2 separate regions of the Mus musculus genome follow, and region 1 is linked to region 2. Evidence: chromatin loops called from intact Hi-C (ENCODE). Cell type or tissue: heart. All regions are shown on one strand. Each heading gives the region's core, and the rest is flanking DNA. Links, peaks and the distances in the headings are about the cores only. Region 1 overlaps Trabd2b (TraB domain containing 2B). Region 2 overlaps Trabd2b (TraB domain containing 2B).

What was found. Peaks named below come from ENCODE experiments on the same cell type or tissue, not always from the same donor. Only the 100,000 strongest peaks of a DNase experiment are listed, where the experiment ranks them.
Region 1: it touches region 2 in a loop (1.8-fold over the local background); 2 of 42 quality-filtered maps call a loop at or near these places.

The regions. Positions count from the first base shown.
Region 1 is chr4:114,461,647-114,473,651 of GRCm38, forward strand. The region is part of intron 2 of Trabd2b (TraB domain containing 2B); the gene reads left to right. Among named protein-coding and RNA genes, the nearest start is that of Gm33710, 43 kb to the left of the region's middle. In heart, for the core only: no CTCF peak of the experiment used is centred there; no DNase peak of the experiment used is centred there; H3K4me3 peaks cover 398 bases; H3K27ac peaks cover 289 bases; H3K27me3 peaks cover 3,699 bases.
Region 2 is chr4:114,606,327-114,618,331 of GRCm38, forward strand. It overlaps Trabd2b (TraB domain containing 2B), which reads left to right. Exons shown (of 7, transcript NM_001085549.1): 7 at 3,599-8,772. The coding sequence ends at 3,803. All of the region lies in intron 1 of Gm33655 (a long non-coding RNA gene), which reads right to left. Among named protein-coding and RNA genes, the nearest start is that of Gm12829, 68 kb to the right of the region's middle. In heart, for the core only: a CTCF peak has its summit at 5,046 (motif pointing left); a DNase peak (open chromatin) is centred at 7,975; H3K27me3 peaks cover 3,504 bases.

The sequences.
Region 1 (12,005 bases), core at 1,245-9,244, 140 kb before region 2:
CACAAACCTACCAGCCATCAGGTCCAGCCAAACAGGGAAAAATACCAGGCTGAGGGACTCCAGCTTTTTAAGTTTGCCCTTAGGGAGTTGCCTGGACAGCAGTTCCAACAGGGATGTCAGCAACAGACTTGTTTGAAGAGAGATGGGGTTTGTGTTAGTCCTTGAAAGGAGCCAGAAGTTAGACACATAGATGGACACATAACCGTACCAGCTCAGGGTGAGGGCCTGAGGGGCATCTCATCCGCACTTTCAGAGTGGTCCATGTGCTGCCCGTGGGTACCAAACTAACTAGTTTGCAGACTAACTTCCTTCTGGGGAGTACCACTCAGATCTTTTCAAAATATAGGCCTCAGGTACCTGAGTGTCCCCTGAGGGAGCTTTGCCCTCTTCTCAGCATTGCTGGAGGCAGAGAAACAATTTTTTCACAGGGTCTTGAGCTCACCCATTCCAAGTATAGAGCCCAGAAGCTGAGGAAAACAGAAGGCAACTTTTGTGATCAAGAAGTATGTGAGGGGAATATACCGTACAGGAGATCTGCTATGAATGCCATTAGGTCCTCACCAGAAACATAGCGTATCACCCCTATTTTACAGACGGCAACATTAAAGCTCAGAGAAGTTACCTAGCTTTCTCTCCAGGTAACAATGCCTATTGATGTCACCAAAGGAGGAGCTGAGCTTGGGTCACTCTAATTTCAGGCTCTGAGACCTTTCCTCTGTACTGCACTGCTTGCTGGCCCCATGCCTGTCACTATTAATATGTGGTGTGGTAGAGCTGAGCCGTAGTTTCTCCACTGGCAACATGGGGGTGACTGCATACTGGGGACTAGAACTGTATTTCTTGAATTTGACTGTGGCCATGAATCACTTGAGGACCTTGTTAAATTACAGATTCTAGTTTATAAGGTCTTGGCTGAGGCATACCCATGTGCCCAGGACACTGTCAGTCTACAGAGCACATCCTGAGTACCAAAGGCCAGGCCATCTCTAATGGCTTCCCATCCACCAATATAGATACAGACTGGAGTGAAGAGCAGACATCTTGTTCAGACCACATTGATTCTTGGAATTCCTGCCTCATCTATTCAGCTTCTTGGAAGAGACCAGGCAAGGAGGAAATTTCTTCCCCTCACCTTACAGATGAGGAGTCAAGTTCTGATTTAAAACCAGGCTTGCCCTACTGTGTCACAGCCTGGCCCTGGCTCAGCACCCTTCCTTGTCTACTAGGTATCCCTATCATATGTGCCCTACTTTTTTCCTCCTGACAGTGTTGAAGCATCCTTCATGGCTTTAGGGATTTTCTGCTACAGGTGGCTTTGGCATGTGTCTGCTCCTCACAGGAAGCCTGAGACTGGATGGAGCCTTGCTTTCTGGAGGGAGATTCCAGAAGCAGGCGTCAGCTCCACCAGGGGAAGCCAGTCCTCCTGCCTGCAGGCTGGCTCCACCCCAGGACTGGGCATACCATGCTCGTGGGATGGCTTTGGGCTTGTTACTTGGAAGCGTAGATGTTTGCAAATGGATTTATGGTTCCCATGTTTACCATATTGTCAAGGAAACAGGGCTGCAAGAGACTGAGTCACCCAGAGCAGGAAGACTGAGCCTAGCATCTCGGGTGGTCTCCACCACCCAAGCCCAGGGACCACTGTTCACACATGCCAGAGAAAAGGCCAAGTCAGCCCTGTCCTGCAGCTCTAACTGGAACACACCCCCTTTACATAGTCTCTTATCTTCTTTTATCTTCTTGCCTTTCTCTATTTGTAGTTTTTCCTAGACCTCCAAGATACTTAGAAAGAGTTCTTTTATACGAGTATGTACATACACACACACACACACACACACACACACACACCATCTGCTCTTGCTGTGAAGGGTGTCTGCCTCATGGTCATATAACCAACCCTACACTCGCCTATATTGCGCCTGTGTGTATTTTCATGCTATGTGATCCTGTCTTCATGAGGATTTTGCTTATCATCCACTCTTTGATCCTAGGAGCAAGGTTTTATACCCAGCTTATGCTTCTCAGTGGAATACATAGCTACCATTTAATAATGGCTGCTAGACTGAGCCTTCTAGAAGAGGAGGAGGGATGGGGACAGGGATTCTGACCTCATGGAAATCACCTTGGCTTCTTTCTTCTGTGAAAACCATTGAGTGCTTTAATCCCTCAGGGATGCTCAGCTCTTACCCATAGTTAGCAGCCTCCTGACAGGATCCAGAAGTGCTGTGGGTGAATTCTCAGTGAAGGGGTTATAGAAGGACAGGCCTCCATTGGGGCTGCTTAGACTAGCAGTCCTACTATGTGGAATCTCCCTAGCAAACCAAAACAAGTGAAGACAAAAACTTTCCTAACTAGGAGCCAGAGTCTGTGGGAAGGAGCCTTGAACCTTCTCCAGGTGCGAGGAACACTCAATTCCTGCAGCCTCCAGGACTTGACCCAGCATATTCAGAACACAGTCTTGGAGCTATGGGGTGCAGTCATACACCCCCAATTATCCTCAGACTGTGGTCTCTTTTCCTCCAGGATATAGTAAGCAGCTTAGTAGATAAGGACACCCTTTGTTTTCTTCCCTCTTCTTTTCCTTTGAGGGACAATGATTTCATTTTTATTATCCACAGCTAAACATGGTTTGCCAAAAATAATCAAAGAAACATATTGATGATATACAAAAATATCAGGAAAGTTTAGTAAAATGACTTTTTATATATTTATATATGAAAATCAGTTATATTTCTATGCATCAGGAACAAGTAAAACATGAAAGCTATATGACTTTACTAGTTATGATGTCACATTTACATGAAGTACATAGAGGAAAAATTGAGCAAAATAAAGTGCACTTCTATGCCAAAGCTTAACGATAATTGAGCTAAGAATTAGGCAAAAACATTAGTAATATTTAACACATGCCATGTAGTAACAACTAGTGTGTGTGTGTGTGTGTGTGTGTGTGTGTGTGTGTGTGTGTGTGTGTGTGTTCCTATCTTTTGAGCCCTCAGAAAGTCTTTATTGAATATACAGCATGGATCCAGAGTTTCTGTGTCTTCTGAGATCTAATTTCAAGCACACTGGGGTTTAAGTTAAGGTCTTTGATGTATTTTGAGTTGATTTTTGTGCATAGTAGAAGATGTGGATCTAATGTCATTCTTCTGTAGGTAGAGATCCAGTTTTACCCACACCATTTAGTGACTAGGCTCTTTGCTAGCAAGTGTTTTTTGGCACCTTTGTCAAGTATTAAGTGACCATACTCACGTGAGTTTATTTCTGGGTCCTTTGACCTGTTCCTTTGGTCTTCATGTATGGTTCTATGCTGTCTGTGACTCCTTACTATAACTTGAAGTCAGGCATTGTGTAGTTTCCTTCAGCAGTGTTCTTTCTGTGTGGGATTGCTTTGACTATTCATAGGAGGTGTTTGTTCATTTGTTTGTTTGTTTCCATATGAAATTTTGGATTTCTTCTGTAGTTTTGTAGAGCATTTATTTGGAATGTTGATGGTATTGCTCTGAGTCTCTGGTTGCTTTTGGTAATATGGCCATTTATACAGTATTAATTCTGCCTATCTAGGAGCACTGAAGGTCTTCGATCATTTAGTATCTTCTTCAATTTCTTTTTTCCATATCTTAAATTTTTGAAAAGCATTTTACTTCCTTGGTTAGGTTATTCTGACAGTGTTTGTATTTTCTCTCTCCTATATGGTTCCTACCTTGAAAGGGCATATGTAAATGTGGTTTCAGGTATAGGTCTTATAACCAGAAAGGGTACTACACAGGGAGGGGGTAGTGAGAAAGAGGGAAGATAAATAGACCATGTATGATATGAAAGCAGAAAAGAAGCTGCTGGAGCTAGGAAGGTTCAAGGATAGTGGCTGCTAAGAGGTGAATCAATATGTCCTAGTCTTCTAGAATATTCCATGGACTGTTGGAAAGTTGTAGGGAAAATATCCAGGAACAGAATCTTTCATCTTCAGATGATAAACGGTACAAGGGTTAATTTTGTGTGTCCACTTGCTGGGTCACATAGACGTGATCAAATGATATCCTTGCTGTTCTTACTAGTGCATCTTTTCAGATCACACTAAATCAGTGGGGCTTTAAGTAAAGTGTATTACCTCCTTAATGTGGATAGGCCTTACTAAATCAAGTAGAGGCCTCAGGAGAAGCAGACCAACCACTCCGGAGAGGAATGGAATTCTGCCAAAAGCCTTGGCTTCCTGCCTGGACCTCTGGTCTGCCAGCCTACCCTGAAAATTAGGGTATAGTCTCAAGAAGCAATTCTTAAAATCAATCAATCAATCTCCATCTACAGTCACTGTCTCTCCAGGCTCCCAGGGATCCTCTTTATACCAACCTAGATGCAAGGGACTCTGTGCCACCTTTGAACTGCTTATTTGGATTTTCTTTGTATGTTGTGAAGATATTTTGGGGAACCTGATATCACGAGGTGCTGTAAAGCCTGTATCTCCGCAAATCTCTTCTGCTGTCTGAACTGCACCTATTATGTGCAATAGTGAGCGCTAGAGACTCTAACACTGTAACAGGAGACTCTGCTGTCACTCTGGTTATCTTAGGTCTCTAGTAAAAGTCTCCACATACATATACATAATAGATGGGTGTAAAGAGGACTCTGGGGAGCCTGGACAGGCAGACTTTGTGTTTTCTATACTGTTTGTCACAGTCCAGAGAGCCTTCTAGAAATCTGCATCTGTCCAGATTTAATCTTCCCTGGCTACACATTTCAGTTACTAAAGGACATGACTGATGAAGAGGAGCATATATTTCTGTACTCTTTTCACACCAGGCAAGTATGGAGCAGGGTCCCAAGTTCCATTAAGCAAACACTCTTTGAATGGAATGCTCTCCTTGCTTTTCAGTGAGGATAGTGTCTCCAGACTATTGTGCCCTCGTTCTGTGGTTTACTGTCAATTGTACCTGAGAGCAAAGGGCCCAGAAACTTCAGCTTGCAGTGTGACCTTTGGCCTCTGGATGTCACTGACTTTGGTGTATAGGGAAGATATTAGCAAGCACTTCTTGAAGTCCTGGAGACATTGATGAGCACTGGGCCACACAGGGACAATGAATTATGTCACCTGGTTCTCAGAAAAACTTATGGTCAGGCACTATAGTTCCCTATTAAAACAGCCTTCTGTGAAGAGGCTCTTGGTGGAGCTGAAGCCTGACTGTCCCTGGCTGGTCTCTACCCCACCCCCAGATCTCTCTCTCCAAAAGGGAGTTTCTGTCTGGAGTGCTAGTCATTGTTGGGCTCCCAAGTGCCCTCTACCCCCCCTCAGCTTTCTCAATCTATTCCTATTCTCTGGCTTCCTAGCCCAGCACTCCTCCCCAGGAAGCCCTGCTGACATCTCCTTTTGAGAATTTGGCACCTAGTACTGCACACATAACTTAGGGTGTTTAATAGAGTGATAAGGAGAGCCAGTCAAAGGAAAACACTCCCAGGTACCAACCTCCTTAGAGATCTTCTGAGTCTGTTCTATTAAAGTGTCCTTACAAATTATGTGGTCCAGCCCAGGCCTCTTGTTTTGCACCTGTGAAGACTGAGGCTCATACAAAAGTCACCATGGGCAAGCAACAGTGGGACTAACGCTTTTTCCTGAGTTTCTCACAAATATAGAAGGTGGGGACTCCCTTGCTCCCCTCTGATCCTGCCAGGCACTGCCCGTAGCTCTAGGTAGCCTCCAGAATGAATTTCTGGAGTTCCCTGTAGTAAGAGATTTCTATTCTTCTAGGGTAGCTAGCTCCCTGTGGCGGGGGCTGAGACATATGGTTCATCAACTCATCTAGCAACCACTCTCTCCAGTCATGCACTCTATCACCCTCGACTTCACTGATTATTTACTTCCCTTTTCATTAGTCCATTTGCTTGTTTATTCATTCATACATTCACTGACCCATTCATTTGCCTATTGACCCATTCATTTTATGAGCCCAAAGAGAACACCATGCCTGGCCTAATTAGGAAGACTCATAATAAGCAGAGAACCACAGCACAAAATGACTATAGGTTTGGGCAGCCCTAGAGGATCATAGATTCCCAGAGGGCATGGCCAACTGGGAGATAACAAGAAAGAAGCTTCGAGGGTGAGCAAGAGCACTCCAGGAAGGGAGGAGAAAGGGAGTAGCCTGGGCTTTCTGGGACCACTTGTGTCTGAGCAGCCTTGCCCCCTCTGACCCTGGCAATCTAGAAAGAACCACAACCCAATCTGAGGATCAGCTCAAGCTCCTGGATATGTTTCCTTCCCTCAAGCCCTGGCTCAGTGACCTTGGCCAGTGGTTTCTCCAGGCTGCCAGTACTGTAAGAGGGAGTCTGGTTGGGTGTGAAGTGCTCGGTCTACTTTCTTTCCAGCCCAGTTTGGCTCGTGGCCAGTCTTGAAGATTATTATCTAGATGCCTATTTCCGAGAGGCTGTTACTATCTCTGTTTGCCTGCTTCAGAGGAGGAAAACGGGGGGTGGGGGTGGGGGACAAGAACGCTAGCAAGTCACTGAGAATCCCTTTCTGTGGAGCACAGCCGTTAAGGCTGCTGGCTTTGAAATCAGACAGGCATAGATTCTGCGTTTCCCTGACTGGCTCTGAAGCCCAGGACAGCAACACTACCCAGCCCACCTCCAGAGGCTGTGCTACACAGTGAAGCATCACACTGGTGGGTTTGATTGATTCATCCACAGTGTTGACAGGCAGAAAGTCCTCCAGATAGGGGACTTACGTCCTATTCATCTACTTGCTTTGCAGCTGGAGAGCATTTGCTCTATGCAGAACTGCACGAACCGTCCTCTAGCTCTGTGGCTGGGCAGGGACTCCTTCAACTAACTGGATTCCCAGTACCTTGAGCTTTTGTGTGACTTCCTAGAGTATTGGATGCCCATGCTTGTACCGTCCAGGCAGTATAATACACCAGAATCCGATACTCCAGGAGGTTACAGAAGCTCAAGGAGGGTGGGGGGACAGGAAGGTGACATTCTCATCAGCAATCCTAAGAGCTGACTTCCTTCAGAGGTGAAGTGACGTCTCTGGCTGGTCAGTTACTTTATTCAGACTCTTAATTCGTCCACCTGCTCAATGGAAATAATACCTGTTTTATGAATAAACAGTACCTTGAGTTCACTGGGTGGTATAAAAGGAAAAAGGCACTCCTCACAAACACAGAACTGAACCCAGAGTCCTAGCTAATGCACAGGCGGGTGGGCAGTGTACGTCATAGTTTCTAGCAGAAATTCAAAATCTAATGGAAAGAGGCCAAAGGGAGGCAACAGTGCTGCATTCTAGCTCCTTAGACTTTAGAAGAATGTTCTGAGTGACAGAGACAATAGTCTATCTTCTCCATACCTCTATACCATCACTGGACCAGGCACTGATGAGAAGAGTCTCCAAACTATTGGACAAGCATCTGAATGTGCACCTCTTGCACATCACTAGTGGATTTAGGGATTCCTTCCCTGCCCAGAAGCCCTACTGTGGACCTGTGGAATGCTCTTCACACCTTGCTGGCCATGATCTTCCAACAGAGTCCTTGGGGTTGGTGTTCCATGAACTGGACTCAGCTTATGACACCCGACCCAGTCCTTGGTTCTGAGTCTGGTTACCACTCCTGAGTCTGCTCTGCCAAAGCAGTGACCCACCAACTGCTCAGAACATATTATCACATATATAAAATGAGATAGTTGAGCCTGCTCCATAGCACAGATTTAAGTGAAGGCATTAAACTACCCAGAGCTTCGGCTGATTCCAGAGGTGGCTGAACTTTCTAGACTTAATCACAGCTGGAATGGGGAGAGGGGAGAATGTTGAATTGGATGAATATGAAGAATGATAGGAACAAGAGAGCACCAAGCAGAAGGAGGTTTAAATAGAAGAGAAGAGGACACTAAAAGAGGGTGAAGAGATTCACATATAACCATGTCCAGTTGCCCCATGGCCTGTAACTTCCCATGCATTTCTCTGACCACACAGAATTTCTCTCCATTTAGCCACTATGCAATTTCCCCATGTTTCCTGTGTCTTGTGTACCATGGCTTTTCAGCTGTGCTTGACTTCCAAGTCTCCAGGAAGTGCCCCTTCTCCTGAAAGCCCCCCTTGACAAATAGCGTTCTCAGTAATCAGAGGCTCCAGTCCTGCATGCTTTCCCAGTCCTCGCTCATGTGCCTTCATGGCACTTCTCAACAGTCTCTGCTTTTTGGTCCTCACTGTACACTAGGAGCCCCTGAGCTCCAGGAACATGCTTGGCTTACCTTTGTGGTTCCTGGGCTCCTACAGGAACTGGCTGGCACTTTTTAAATTAAGTGAAAGAATGTTCAATGAATGAATAAAGGATCAAATGAAGACATGATTGCAAGGGGAGGCAGTGATGTAGTGTCTCTTTTGTAAGGGCCTGTCTGTATTTTCCTCTTCTCTGTGCTGTGCCTCTGTTCACAGTCCGTGGCTCCACTGTTACTGGAGAGTTGGTTGGTGGCAAACAGCCCAGCATCTGCCATGCTCCCAGGGATGCCCTGGTCTGCTTTTTCTTCAGGCTGTCTGTGGCCTCCTAAGCAACCCCTGGAGACCTGCAGAAACAGTGTTTTACTCCCATACTGAATCCTCCCCCCAAAACAAACATAGCCACTGCCAAGAGCCTTCAGGACTTGCAATGAAAAACAGGTGTCTCCTGGAGACCTGTCAGCCAGGCACAGAAACTTGGGGTCACTACCTGGGGAGAGGGAAGAGGAATGGCAGCAAGGCACGCCATACACCTGCAGCTCCTAGAGTCCAGCTTCAGGGGCATCAGCCCCTTGTGTCATAGGAAACTGCCTCCTACACTGCTCCCAGGAGTCAGAGCATCAGGATACCCTTACTCAGCATGGGCAGATACACAAAGACAGATACACGGCTCTGTTTCCCCCTCACGTCTCTGACTCACCAAAGTGAAGGGGTGTTTGGTATCTGCAGTCACCTAGCTGAGGATCCTTCCTTACCTACTGTACTTCATTTTTCTTCTTGGAGTCTAACAGAACTCATCCTGTCAATGAGGTTTTGAGCCTGCTGTGGGATGATAGCTTAGAGGTGTATGTGTGGACCCCAGGGATCCTACCTGGGCTCCAGCAACCACAATTGACAGGCTGTATAAAACCTTAAGCAGAGCATTGCTAGCTTCCCATCTCTGCTTACCCAACCTCCTGAGGCAGTTCCATGGTGGCAGTGCCTCTACTCTCCTGCACAACTCACCCGACCTCTGCTTCTCCCAACCTTTAGGTAAGATGTCTTGTCTGCCTGCAAAGCTTTGTCCAGTCATCTTATTCCTTTTTGTATGGAAGACATGTTTACTGAGCATCTGCCGTGTACCAGACACTGTTCTCAACACATGGTCATGCCTGGCATCCCGTGCTTACTGGCATCCCTGTTTACTGACCCATAGATGTGTCTACCCACCTTGAAGTGTTTATCTGTGTCCTGGAGTAGGCTTTTTTCATGCTTGCATGACCTATAACTGAGCTTCTGGTGGTAGAGACTGTGTAACCACTTCTATACCCAGGGCATTGGGCACAAAGGACTATACCTGCCTAGTTCACTTCTGATTCTCCAGCATCCCACCTACATCCTAGTATACTCAGGGTCCCGTCAGTGCACACCAGAAAAGAAATGGAGTGGAGTGGAGAGATGGCTCAGCAGTTAAGAACACTAGCTGTTCTTCCAGAAGAACTGAGTTCAATGGAGTATTCTTACAAGCCCTGCATGTTCACCTCATGGCCCTTGCAGGAAAGGTTTATCTCCTGTCACCTATTCTCATCCTCCTACACTGAGACTCTGTAGAGGGGCCAGGTTCCTATCCCCTGAGTAGCTTGTCTTGGGAGGAGCCCAGGCCAATAGGTGCTATAGCAATCATCTCTATTTGTCCTGGAGCCAGTTTCTTGCTCCCCAGCCCTCACCTCTGATTTCAATTATCCAATTGCACATTGCTGCTGAAACTGCCTCCAAGCAAAGGAGCTTGCCTGGCTCTGCCTTCATTATTTCCCACATCCCTTCACCTTGCACTCAGCTCTTGGCTACCCTAAAACACCCCTGCTCTCCTCCCCTCCTCTCCTAGCTCAGCCAAGTCATGAGCACTCTGGACTCTCCCAGATGCCTTTGCCTCTAACTCCACCCTCTCACATATCTACAATAAACCTGCCCAGCCACCATTAGTTAGGACCAGTCATTTTTTCCTCTCCTTTTTATTTCTATTTTTTTCCCCATCCAGTGAGCACTCCACTGGATTTGCAGGACCCAGGTGAGTATCACTCTCCTATTAGAAATGCTGTCAGTTTTCATGGCTTCAGGTGGCGCTTGAGTTACTCCCAAGCATACTACTTCCAGCAGGGACAACCTCTGGAAGCTTTGTCCATTCCCTGGTGTGGAGAATGAGAGGGACAGAGAAACCAGAGAACTGAGGCCTAGCATAGAGAGGTGAGGCATAGCAGGAACAAAACTACTGTCCCTAAGTATCCACCAGGCTGTCCTGTAGCAGAGAAGACAGTGTCACAGAAGCTGGAACTAGCCCAGTGGGCAAAGAGCAAAGTGAGACAGTGGCTGCTCGGTGTCCGCAGAGCAGCTGCCCTGGCGCTTGGATGTGGTGATCAGCAACCTACTGCAAAGTAAGAGGTGGCCTGGCCCCTGCTGGGAACTGCTGGGAAAGCACCCCAGATTCTAGGAGAGGGAATGCCTTGGAGGTCCTGGGCTGCCTCCTAGCTTCCCTGGTCCAGATGAGTCATCCCTGCTGAGCCTGGCTCAGCCCTGTCCTATGGGGATAGGAATGGCTAGGTTGTGTGAAGTGCTTTCTCCTGGGGCATGCTGACCCTGAGAACATGGGACAGTGCCCCTGCCCACAATAACCGAGACAAGGTTCCCAGGTCACTTCAGCCCTGGGGCTGCCCCGTCCTCACCCCCTCCCCCAAGCACACCAACCCCTCCCCGTGAGTTGGCACTCTACTGCTCCAGGAAATGTTGTTACAAATTTTTTTTTCCACAAAAGCACATGCTGGATTTTCCATGCCACCTCCAGCACATTTTCGGGAAGTCCCAGGTGGTTGGGATAGCGGCTGAGACCCTCCAGAAAGGCCAAAGATCCAACAAACTGAAAGAAGGCTGGCTTTTATTTAGTCATAAGTACATATACGTCTCAACTTTTGAATACTGGAAAGGAAAAAAAAAAAAAAAGTCCAGCAAACCAAAAAAACACACACATCGCTTTGCTTTGGAGGGTAATTACTCTGAATTCAGTTAAACCAACTTGCTCTAGCTAACTAGATTAGTTTACATCTTGTGGTAGAAAAAGAAATACAAATTACTTAGATTGCAATAAACCATGTTTTTCTAACTAAGTAGATTAGTTTATATCTTGTGGCAAGAAACGAGGAGAACGGCTCAGCAAAGCCTGGTGCTTGCTCGTGCCCACTTGCTAAGTTCAGGGCAGGCTGTTTGCTAGGTGACCTCTAGCCTCTGATCCCCCAGGTCTCCCTCGCCCACTTCTTCCAAGAAATGCTAAGAACTGGGCCTGGGGAGAAGAATAAAAAACACATTGAGCCCAACCTCCCTGAGGATGACGCCAGAGCACTGAGGCTGCGCACTGTGTACAGACTCTGTTCTCTCCAGCAAAGCATCGCCTGTAACTCCTACTGTGTGCAGCCAGAGCCTGGGCCTGAGGGAATGGGACCAGCTGTTTGAACGTGAGGCACCAATGCCACCTAGGGCGCATACTTATCTTGTGCTTGACTGACACCGTTTTGAGACTGGAAATAATTTATAAATTAGGGGTTCCTCATCATTTTGTTCCAGAACTTGCAAATTATGTAGCTGATCCTAAAGGACAGACATGGGCGGAAGGAGGAGGGGACTGCCCTCAGGAGTGTGGTTTCCTGGAGGACACAAAGTAGTAACAAGAGTCCATGTTCACCAATGGAACAGGAACCATGGGGACATACAAATGGATGTCATCCGTGTGTGACTTTCTTTCTTTTAGGGAACACACCAGGAAGCCCTGTCCCTA
Region 2 (12,005 bases), core at 1,461-9,460:
TGGAAGCATATGTTGAGGATGCACAGATGTAGAGAAGAGAGGACCTTCTGACTCCTGGGCATTGGTTAAAGCCAGGCTCAGAGACGAGCATTAGTATGTGATAGACAGAACCTTGGTGAGCGACACTAGGCAAGTACAGGCCATCCAAGGTGCACATGTCAAAGCTCTCAAAGATGGGAGGAGGCACAGTACCTCTCCAGAAGGGCTCTGCAGGCCTCCTGTCCTCCACTGTCCCCACTCAGGGCATTCTCACATTCTTCACAATGTGGGGTGGCCCAGGGTAGCTACAGTGTCCTTGCAAGGCCAGAACCCCATCTGAACTACCCCGTGAGGATTGGAGAATGAAGTCATTCAATTATTAAAAAAAAAAAATCTCTGGAAGAACCAGACAGAGTAGTGCTGCAGTCCCACTCCACAGGGCTCTGACGGCACAAAGATGCTGGTAAAGCCTATATCAGTCCATCATTGACCCTGGCATAGCTACTGCTAACATTGTTACTTCCAGAATCTCTGGTCTGGAGTGTCTCAGGCTTCAGTGTGCCCTAGGCTTAAAGCTGTCAATGAGCCATTGGGTAGGGGCTATGAAACACCACCTCCAATTTAGCAAAGACATGTTGGGTACTCAAAAGTCACCTGTTACTGTGGATTAGTACTGCTGGGGACAGTGACAGATGGCACCCAAGATATTGTCACTGAAAAAGCTCAGGAACCTCAGCTCTACAGAGACTCTGGCAATTCCCACCTGTGGGCCCATTTTTCACCTCAGGATGGAAAGTTCCTTCTACCTCTGGCCCACTATAAAGCTCGTAGAAAGCATCAGATGGTTAGCCCACAATCTGCAAGGTAGAGGCAAAGGTGAAGGCATTCCTGGGGAAGGAGACCGTGGCACAAGATGTAAAAGCCCCAGAAACTGAGTGGACACAGCAGGAAGCAGCTAGTAAAGCTAGGTAGCTTTGCCTACATTTGATCTCTTGGCCCAAGATGCCAAAGTCCAATTGCGAATCACAAGTTCTCCTCCAGCTGCTGGCACGGAGGATCCTAGCATACAAGCTCTGAGTTCTCCGAGGGTGGCACCCCCTGCAACTCTCCGAGGGTCTCTATGGAAGTAACTAGAGGCAGGTCTCTTCACTAAACCCTGCCATCACTTCCCAGAGACTCTACTCCAGCCAAGTGCTTTCTATATGGCTGGCGAGGGGGCTTTCATATGTAGTTTTCAAAGAGTAAAAGGTGCACTGGTGCCCTCAGCCAGGCACAGCTTCTCATACTATCTAGAAAACTAATGTCCATGATGCCCAGTGCCGAGGCCTGGAGGGCTCCTGCAGACCTCTCCTGCCAGACTTCATCCCTGCTCCAGGGAGGGGTAGCAACAGACAGTGCCTGGCACTAGCCTCACTTGTCTGTACTTTTCCTTGGACTTCTGCCTGTGGTCTTACTTCTGGCTTTTACTACTGGAAAAGAGATCAAAGTCCCTGAGTCCACTCTTGCCCCTTCGTTGTGTAGATTGGGAAACTGAGGCCTAGAAAAGAGTATGGGCCCAAATTTACAGATTTGCCAAGGACACAGCCCAGAGCCCTGTCTTCTAGCCAACCAGAGGGGCCTTCCCACACTTGGGGTCCTGTCAGCTCAGAGCAGACTTGGCCCCTCCATGCCAGTTGTCGGCAGAGCCTGGGAATGTGCAGTGTGTTTGGTTTGGCCTCTAAACCGTTGTGCCATGAGACAATTTTCCCCAACATAAGCCTGAAAGTGGGTGGGGACCTGGACTGGGGGCCAGCTTGTGAGCAGAGTAAGCTGGGAGGAAGGAGGGAGGTTGCACTCCTAGGGGCTTGTCCCCCTCCCCACCATCCCACTTCATTTTCCTGGGACTCTTTCCAAGCAATAAAAACCCCACTTGGGCTCCAAGGGAGAGTTTTCATCTTTAGTTTTCAAAGTGTGAAAGAAAATACCTATAGGTACCTTGTGAGACATAATTCCCATTTGGTTTTTGCCCCCCTAGCAAAGGACAGCCTGAGCGCTGGCTCCAGCCACTTCACAGGGCACCTGGCCCACTGCCCTGAAGTCAGCCCTCAGTGCCTCTCAACTACCCAGGCTGAGACACATAACAGCATTGAGGCATGGATGTGTGTGTGTGTGTGTGTGTGTGTGAGAGAGAGAGAGAGAGAGAGAGAGAGAGAGAGAGAGAGAGAGAGAGAGGGAGAGAGACAGAGACGGAGACGGAGACAGACAGAGTCAGACAAGAGAGAGACAGAGAAAGAAGGAGAGGGAGGGAGGGAGAGAGAATTTGAGGTAATGACTTCTTCTAGACACAGGCACTAATAGGACTGCAACCAACAAGCCCTCAGTCTGACCCCGGAACCTCCTCCACATCAGTATTCAAGGTCTCACCCAGGAAATAGTGCACTTCACTAATGCTCAGGGTTCTTGCCACAGAAGCAATCGACCCCACTGCATCTCATCTTGCTAAGAATCCTCATTTTCTTCAAGCTTGGGAGAAACTGAAATATGGCACAGCAAAATCACTGAGTGTGATGACTGCCTTTGCTACTAAGTACACTGTAAATGCAGGATGTTATTAGTTGAAAAGCAGAGAAATAAAAATATTAATGATATTTTTTTCAGAGAAGCCTTCCCACATCTCCCAGGGCCTAGCACTGTTGTAAGACTCCTCAGATTGAAACCTGTTCTTTAACTCTCATAGAACAAATGCCCCACTATGGCAATGAGGTTAGTGGAACGTGGATAGTGTCTTAGGTGAACCTTCGCTCTTCAAGATCATAGGGCAGGTCATGGACCTTGAGGAGAGAGAGAGGGAAGTCTCTAGTGGTGACAATAACAGCAAGACAGTGGGCATGATGGGGATGAGGTAATGTAAAACAGTACCGTGAGATTGTGACCGGTCCCATGTGGTTGAAGCCCAGCATGGCAGGAAACAGAGCACACTGGTTTCTGTGAGCTAAAATGTGCTGTGGAAGCCCCAACCCCACCCCTGTTTTACAAACAAACTCAGTAGGAGCGCTATGCCTGCATCTCCGAAAGAGACAGTGGTCGTTCCTCTCCTGCCCTATGGGTGTACAAACCTACTTTGCCCCAGAACCTGATACCCAGTAGCCTCTTTGAGGCACCCTTGCTGAAAGGAGGTGGTAAGACTCATTTGAAGGCTTATTGTGAGGATAGTAATCTTGTTTGAACAGCTGGTGTGGGGGATGCTTCTCCTATGGCAGATAGGATGATGTGGTGAAAATTAAGGAGTGTGTGTATGTGTGTGTGTGTGTGTGTGTGTGTGTGTGTGTGTGTGTGTGTGTGTGTGTGTGTGTTCTGCCACCTTCAGCAACCTTGTGCGGAACAACAAGGTGTAGACCATCAGGAGACAGGTGGAAGCTATACTCTAGGGACTCCAGTTGACTTTGCAGTTGTTTCTGCCTGGAACCCGCCCTCATGATCAGTCACATGTGGGCCCACTCTGTCTTTGGGGGTCAGTGGAGCTGGCTATGGGGTTCCAGACTATTCCTCCTCCCTAAGGTACCTGCTAAAACTAGAGCTGAACCCGAAGCTCTCTTCCTAGGAGGAGGTTGCTGACGGTCCCTGTGTTTCCTCTTTGCAGCACTACGATCTCGCCACCTCCGCTGCCCCTGCAGCCTACCCCCAGCTCCGAAACCACCAAGCCCTTTGTCAAGTCCTCACACCAACTCCAGCAGCAGGACGCTGTGGGGCCTACCAGCAGCTCAGCGCCTACACTGGGCCTCCTCCATGCCATCACTGCCTCCATTGTAGCCCCCTTCCTACTACACAGCCTTGGGCCTTCCTGACCTCGACCACCCTTGCAGAGAAGCCAGAGAAACCACAGGAGTCTGTGGCCGTGTCCACCATCTGACACCACCTCAGATGGTGCTAACACCCTCAAGGCAGTTCACACAGGACAGGGACCTTAGAGCACTAGAGCTTTATTCTACTCCAGTTACATCTTCTTTTTTGTAGAAGGTCTTAATTTCCCATAGTGCTATGGGGCTCTTTTGTAAAATATGTGTCCATATTAAAAGAGAAAATGTATTTATTCTATTGATAAAACTATTTTTATGTAGCTTATGTTATAGTCCCTGAATTAGTCCCAAACACCAACCCAGGGAAGGAACCCAGGTTCCCATGACCTCTGTGACCTGTGTAGACAGTGGCTTTGAATTGGCCCCAAGCCTCCTACTCAGGCTTGACTTCTCCCACTGTAGGCACCTCTGAGGGCAGGCAGAAAGGCAGCCCCAGCTTTTGTGAGGCTAAATTTCAGAGCCAGGGGCATAGTGGCCAGCCATCCTCCCTAACCCTGTCCAGGCCCCAGAAGGGCAATTTAAGGAGAAATGAAGAAAGAAAGAAAGAAAGAAAGAAAGAAAGAAAGAAAGAAAGAAAGAAAGAAAGAAAGAAAGAAAGAAGAATGCTGCTATTTTGAAGTCCCACGTGTCTGTGGACTGGCCCGCCAGGGTTCCTGGTGGGTTTTTCCATTAAAGTAGGAGACTGGTGCTGTGGGAGATGAGCCCAGTCCTGTGGTCAGATGGCTACACTGAGATCCAAAAAGTGAATGGGGTTACCCAAGGTCACAAAGCAAGTGGGTGATTGATGTTCCAGTGTCACTGATCCAGCTTCCATTCAAGAGGGGCTGGTAAACCTGGTTAGGGCTGGGAAGTGAGCTGGGCAGAGGACAGGAATGGGCAGGGGTGGACACAGAACAGTCTTAGGGGCGATGGAGTGCAGGAGCCTCCAGTTGTGGTGATGACCGTGGTAGAGACAACCACCTGCCAAAAGCCTGCTGTGCGATGTGATGACCTCCAATTCAATGATAAGGCTGAACCCCCAAAAGAGGGAAAAGATCCACCCAAGATGTATGCCCTGCCCAGCCCTGGATTAGGGTGATACAAAAAATACCCTTGCTCCTCAAACTGTGTTCTACTCCTGCTCTTTCGGTCAGGAGAAGAACCAGGGGAGGCAGATTTCCCAAACTGGAACCCTCCCAATCTTCCCATGGCAGACAAGGAGGCCATTTCTCCAGCTCCCCCTGCTGGCTTCTGTAGCCAGGAGCCTCTAGCAGCCAGCATGGACAGGCAGGGAGTTGAGGCACAGAAGCCTTCTGTCCTCCGGGGTCTGACTGAGAACACAGTGGGCCAAAGCTGGACTTGTGGCTCATTATTTAAGGAGTCCTAGATCCTGAGAGCAGAAAAGAGCCCTCACCTGGCAACAAGAGTAAGAATGACGCTAAGGTCCAGAAAGAGGAAAGGCCTCTCCAAAGTGGCACAGCTGAGACAGGCATGTTGACTCCGGTCCCGTTCTCTCACCTCACTGCACATGGGTTTCCCTGGCAGGCTTGATGGCGCCTGGTTGGCTACAGCACCGCCATGCTTAGGTTGGCAGACATCTCCCTTCTGAGATGGCAGGACTCTGGGCAACTCATTGCATAGTCAGGGGTCCCACAGGCATCCTGGCAGGCAGCAGAATTCTTTCCAGCTCTGCCCCAGTGGACAGGTTTAAGCCTGAGACCTGGCAAGATTCTGGAACTCTGCTTCACAGGGTCCCGCCAGTCCCATGGACACCACACTGTAAACTGAACTTGACCTCAACCAGGACTGGAGTCAGTTTATCCTTGGCAAAAAAATGTGACTTCCTATTGCTGAGCGGGAAGGGGCTTAGCTGACTTTTAAAGCAGGCTCAGAAGTTAGACATCAAACGGATCGTGCAGAGCGCTATTGGGATGAGATAAGTGTAAAGGAATTGGAAACACACAGGCCAGATTCCCCTGTTTGGGGCAGAGTATGGCATGAGATGTATGGAGATCAAGCTCGAGGTTAATTAAAGATGAAGCATTTGGGGAAAGAGTCCAAGCACCTGACCGTGTGCCCAGACCTGTGCCAGGCGTGGGGCCAAGATGGTGAATTAATACAGCATGTAATCACTGTGCAAGCACAGTGCCAGGGTTACACACATGGGCTGAATTGTACCCACCCTTCTGGGCCCAGAAGAGTTCACCATCAACATGGGATAAGTGGAGCTATCCTGGGCTACTTTCCCAGCCCCAACATCAGGCCACTTGTCTTTCCAGACCCCTTCTTAAGGAAGACTGAAAGGGAAGGAAGTGTTTCAAATTCTCTTCCCCACCACATTTTAAGGTTTTTAAAGATGACGTGCCCTGCTTAGTAGCACATGTCTGTAAGGACTGTACTTGGGAGTCTGAGGCAAGAGCATCAACAAGCATCATAAGAGGTCCAGACTGGGATGCACAGTGAGTTCTAAAACAGCTTGAAGTACATGACCAGACCCTATATGAAAAATGAAGGGAAGGGAAGGGAGGAGGGGAGGTAAGGAAGGAAGAAGAAAGGGAGGGAGGGAGGGAGGGAGGGATGGGGCAGGAGGGAGGGAGGCAGGAGGGAGGGAAGGAGGGCAGAGTAGTCCAACAGATCAACAAAATTCAAGGTAGGTGTGGACTTAGAAAGAAAGAACCATTGTTCAGACACCTAGGGCCAAAGTTTCCTGGCCCCTGGAGAGCTCTACCAAGCCAGGGTTTAAGCAAGTAGCAAACTCAACTTGCTGGCCTACATCCTAGGAGACCTTGCACACAAAACAGAATGTATGGCTAGGCCACTTAAACTTCCCTTCCTGCTCTGGAAACAGACCAGTAGTCCATCAGCAGTTTCTCAGACTTCATGTTCTTGCTGGCTAGACTCATAAACACAGAGCCCAGTTCCCTTGAGATTCCAATGAGTATTTTTAGGACTTTCGTTTTAACTTTGAGTCAAACAGAAAGATGGAAGGCCTGTGGCCTAGCAGATTAAGTGACCAGCACTTAGCGGGGAATCAAAGAGGTGTCCATGCCAATCTCGGAGGTCAAAGACACGGTCTGCAATGTCTGGACTGAGGGTGACTCACAACGTTCACCTTATACTGAAAGACCCAAGCACATCCTTCTCACATGGAGTGTGGTCACCGGCAATGTCCTAGTCTTGTCCAGTCCAGACTTGGGCAAGCCTGGAAGCTCAGGTACTTTGTCCCACCAGTGCCCCTATCACAACAGATCCCAGAGAAAAGAACTGCTGGTTGTAGTTTTAATGACACCCTAAGTGGCAAAAAAAAAAAAAAAAAAAAAAGACCACCAGACTTGTGGTAGTAATAACCATGAGATAAACACCAGGCCCTCTACTTGGTATTTAAGACCCTCCATGACCCCACTCAGCTGACCTTGCTGGTCATGTCTCATCCCTCCTACCCCAGCCTGACAGATGGAATCATATCTGTTATTTCTAGAATAGACATGGTGCTTTATACATGTTACTCCCCAGGGGAAGCTCTCTTCTCTCCCCCCAGCTATTTATCCCATGAGGATAACCCTAGCGGCTTGCTCCAGGATGTCCCCCACGGAACCCTTTGTACATTACTAGTCCCACACACACATTCCAGAGTTAGGGCTCTTTAGATATGAATTTGCTCCCTGTTGGAAATACAAGCAAATCAATGAGGTGGGTCCTGTGTCTGTTTTTTTTTTTATGACCTTTGACACAAAAGTGATAGATGAAGATGTGCTGAGAGGGACAAGGGAGGAAAGGAAGCAGGACAGAGGAAGAAGAGGTTGGAGCTAGGAAAGGCAAAAGACAGCCTTGGCTTTCTATTTGAGACAACTTCCACATCCCTAGCTGCTAAAGGATAGCATCTGAGAGTAGAGTTCTCCAGGTGGAGGTAGACGCATAGTATGCAAGGCCCCAGGGTCCACTGGCTGAAGATGTGGCAACCAGCTGGAAATCTTGGCAAAGGATTGGTGTAAATGCCATGAAAGTGCCCCTGGCTTTGTAAGGTTTGGGTTCTTTACACATTGTTAGTTTTCCAAAAATTCATCTAAGCAGCCAAAAATATCACCCTGGCTGGCCATCTAAGCCTGTAGATTCAGTACTCAGCTAAAGCCTCTCTACACCCCTCCCCCATTCTTACACAGCCCAGCCAGGCTTGCCAAGAACTGGCAGAAACTCTTGCTGCCCTTGGGCAGGGGACCTCTTGGGGAGGAGATGCCTGGATTGAAACCCTGCCCATGACTCCAGCTCAGAGCCACTTCTTAGTCAGTGCCCGACCTTGAGGAAGGGAAATCAGAGCTTATAAGGGCTCTTGGACCCTATCTGGCCCTTTCCAGGCAATGTCAGCTCCTCACCACTGTCTCCAAAGGCAGACTTTGCCTATAGAGAGGCCTTTGCTTGCTGCTTGGGAAGCCACAGAAGCTCTTTCAGCTTCTGTTTCTTCATGGACCATAGGGAGAGTTTCCTGGGGCCAGGAGGATAATTCTGTGTATCATATTGACACCACAGGCCACCATGATGGGAGCATGTGACAGATAAGAAAACATAACTTAAAGGCCCCCTCCATCCTAAAACCTGCCTTGGGGAATGTGATTTTTAATAGGATCCAAGTCTAAGATGCCTGGAGTGAGAAACCAAGGACTCTTAGACTGGAGTCTCTCTGGTTGCAAGGCTGAGGTGGGTGTGGCTCTCAGCTAAAGAAGGGGGAAGTTGACCTTAGCTTTTGCCCAGTTCTGTCTCAGATTTGTTGGCTACCCCACTGTGCCTCACTGTACCAAACTGGCCTCAGCTCTCACCATGTTTGTGGTGTTCTTTATCACCTCTTCCTTCACCCCTGCCCCATGAATTGTCATGAAGAGTTCTTTAAGAGTATAATAGAAGACAAAGAAAGATGCTATTAATGTTATTTTGCCAAAAATATTTTTGTAGCATAATATATTAATTAAAGATGTTATGAACTTGACCCTGGTGTTACTGTTTACTTCTCTGTTTTCCTTCTGCAGGGTACATTTGGGGAATTGTCTGGCTTGTGAGGGCGAGAGCCTAGGACAGTATGGCACAGAGAATGTGAATGACCCCATTTTCCATGCACAGATTTGGGTGTGGGCTGTGAGGATGGTTTGAGCAGGGAGTTTGTAGGTGCAGAGGGCCAGCACCAAGGGAGGTATGTGTGACCCTCGCCAGGCAGAGGGAGATGCCTATGGTTTGGAGTAGGAGTTGTGCAGCTGTGTTACACCACACTTTGACCTGGGCTTTGCTAAAGGTACCTTCCTTCTGCCTGCTCCTATCTCACTAGGGTTGCTGCTGTTCCTTATCACTTCCCCACCTCTGGGCTCTCCTTGGCTCAGGCCTGCTGGGAAATTGCTGCCAGCCACACCACTGTCCCTCTAGTTTACTCTCTCCCCCCTGCAGCCACAGTGAGTTTGGCAAGCTACAAAAATGACCATGTCTCTTCCTGCTTTGAACACTCTTCAGTGCCTCCCAGTATTTTGGGAAAAGACATCCAAGGCCCCTTGAGATCCAGTCCCTGTTTATGTTTCTATTAAGAAAACCACTTCTCTGTGGTCCCTCTCCCAGGATGCAGCACTCCATGTCATTGCCTAGGCTTTCTGCTTATTGGCACTGTCCACCTTGTCTTAGTACAAGCTGTTGCCAGTGCTGCCAGGCTCCCTGCATCTCTAAGTCTCACCCATTATCGATCCGCGGGCCCCTGTGCACCCTACATGTACCAGTTCCAACAGTATCTGCCTCAAGAAAATCTCCAACTCCAGACACCTAGCTAGTCACTTGTTCCCACTGCTCTCTGTACCTCAGGGACTGCTGGGCTGAGGTTGTTGACATGTACTTGGCTCCTAGTACATGCATCTCTTCTGTGTTGTCACCTCCAAGTGCTGTGGCTGTTAGCTGCCACTGTCTGGCGTGAATGCTTGAGGAATGAAGAAGTCCATAAAAAAGGAAAGAAAGAAGAGATGGGTGGGCATCCAACAAGACACATCAAACCTTTTCTGCCACTTCATATGGAAGCACCAAGTGTTAGCTCCTGAGACCTTCAAGTTTCACCAGGGAAAGTCCCCAGAACTTGGGGACAAAGGAGACTGCCACTACAAAGTTACAAGTCAAGGGGTACAGAGATAACTCAGTCACTAAAGTGCTTGCCATGCAAGCATGAGGACCTCAGTCCAATCCCCTAGGGCTTGTTTTGTTTGTTTTGTTTTGTTTTTAAGAAGCCAGGCATGGTGGTACACATCTGTAATCCCAGTGCAAGGAGCTGAGGACAGACAAGTCCCTGGGCTCAGTGGCCAGTCAGCATAGCTTACTTGTTGAGCTCTGGGCCAATAAATACTATAAGGATGGGCCCATTTCTAGGCATGGATGTTAATGCTACAACTGGTATATTCGAAAATGTTCAAAGCATTTAATTCTAGAATCTTTCATCTGCAGAATGTTTACACCTTAGCTCCACTGTAAAGATGAAGTAACTGAGGCACATGGCTGGTCACATGGTGTGTCAGGCCTGGAACCCACAGTCAGGCCCCAAGTCAATCTCTTCATTTCCTTTTTGCTATTCTGGGGATGGGGGCTATGAAGTGGGTGGGGAAAGCATTGGCATCCACACTCTACAGACCAAGTGGGTGAAGTTGGGATCCCATGAGACCAAGTGACCTGGAATCCACCCAGGATTTGTTGCATCTAACAACTGGAGAATGGGGAAACTCCAGGGAATAAGCTCTGCCCTGTTCCCAGCCCCTCTGAAGTCTTCTGGGGTGACATCAGTGGTATGAGGATTCTGATTCCTGTTATGGACCCAGCTCTGTGCTCTGCCCCTCTCCCAGGAGCCTTGTTCCTCAGTTCAAGTACTCCCAGAAGAAACCTGAGACTAAGAAGTGGGACATGATGGGAAAGGTAGTTAAGGAGAAAAGGGACTCCTTCAGGTACCTGCCAGACTGCTTTCCACATGGCAACAGATGACAAAAGGGGACACTAAGTGTTTGCGCCTAAGGTGTTGAAGGCTTTGCTTTCCCCACCAAGAAGCCCTGCCCAAACCTTTCTGTCCTGAACAAATAACAGAATAGAGGACACCACCATAGACACCCATCTCTGTAATACAGTCTCAGGCAGACCTTTCTATACTGTTATTAACAAGTTCAGAACTGACCCCTGGAGGAAGCTCAGGAAGGTAGTTTTCAACTCTGTGAGGGGGAAACCTTTAAGACCCATGACCCTTGGGAAAGGTAATGATTTTCTAACAAAAAAAAAAAATGTGTGAATGGGGGCTAGGAACTCTCAATGGAGAACAGAGCTCTACCTCAAGCTGTCTCTGTTCTCTTTCCCCTTCCTTCCCTCCCTCTATGCCCTGCCTTCTGACCTCTCACCTGTACCTTCATTCCTTCTTTACCATGTCAAGTCCTTTGGGAACCCTCCCTATCACTCGGAACATCTGGGGTTTGCTAATCCGTGGTAGTACCACCTTCAGATGGTGTCCTATAGCAACTGGCCTTTGGGATGAAGTCGACAGACCCTTATTTTCAGTTCTAGCTGGACCTTGGTCTGGTTTGTGGCCTCAGGAAAGCTCTGCTCATCTCTTGATGTGCCAAATCATATTCACAGAATCCTTTTCAGAAAGAATACCAGCCTGCCACCGCTGGGATTTGGGCTTGGAAGAAAAAGCAGCTTCTCCTATCTCTAAAGGAGCTGGAAAGAAGACATTTGTATGGCCAGTGAGATAATTTCTGTTTTCTTTCTTGACAAAGCGAAAACTGGAATAAAACGCAAAAGGAAGAGTGATAAAATAGTTTTCTGTTGCTATAGCAAATATCTGAGATAAATCAGCTTCTAAAACAGAAGGTTCATTTGGTTCACAGTTTGGAAAGCTTCAGTCCGTTCCTCTGCTTTGGGCCTGTATCATGACGGCCACAAGAGCAGGAGCATACAACTGTTCACTCCCTGGCTGGAAAGCAAGAAGTAGAGAATAAAGCCAGACCTGATTGTTCCCTTTGGAGGGCCCAAAAGTCTCCTGTCAGACCTCACCTCTCAAATTCCCACGACCTCCCAACACTACCTGGGATCAAGTCTTTAACACGTGGGCCTTTGGGAGGACACTTAAGAACTAAACTATAACAAAACTCAAGGAGCAAGGAGGATGAAGACAGATCTGAGACAAACAACCTCTCTTCCATGGGGAGAAAATCTGCAAGC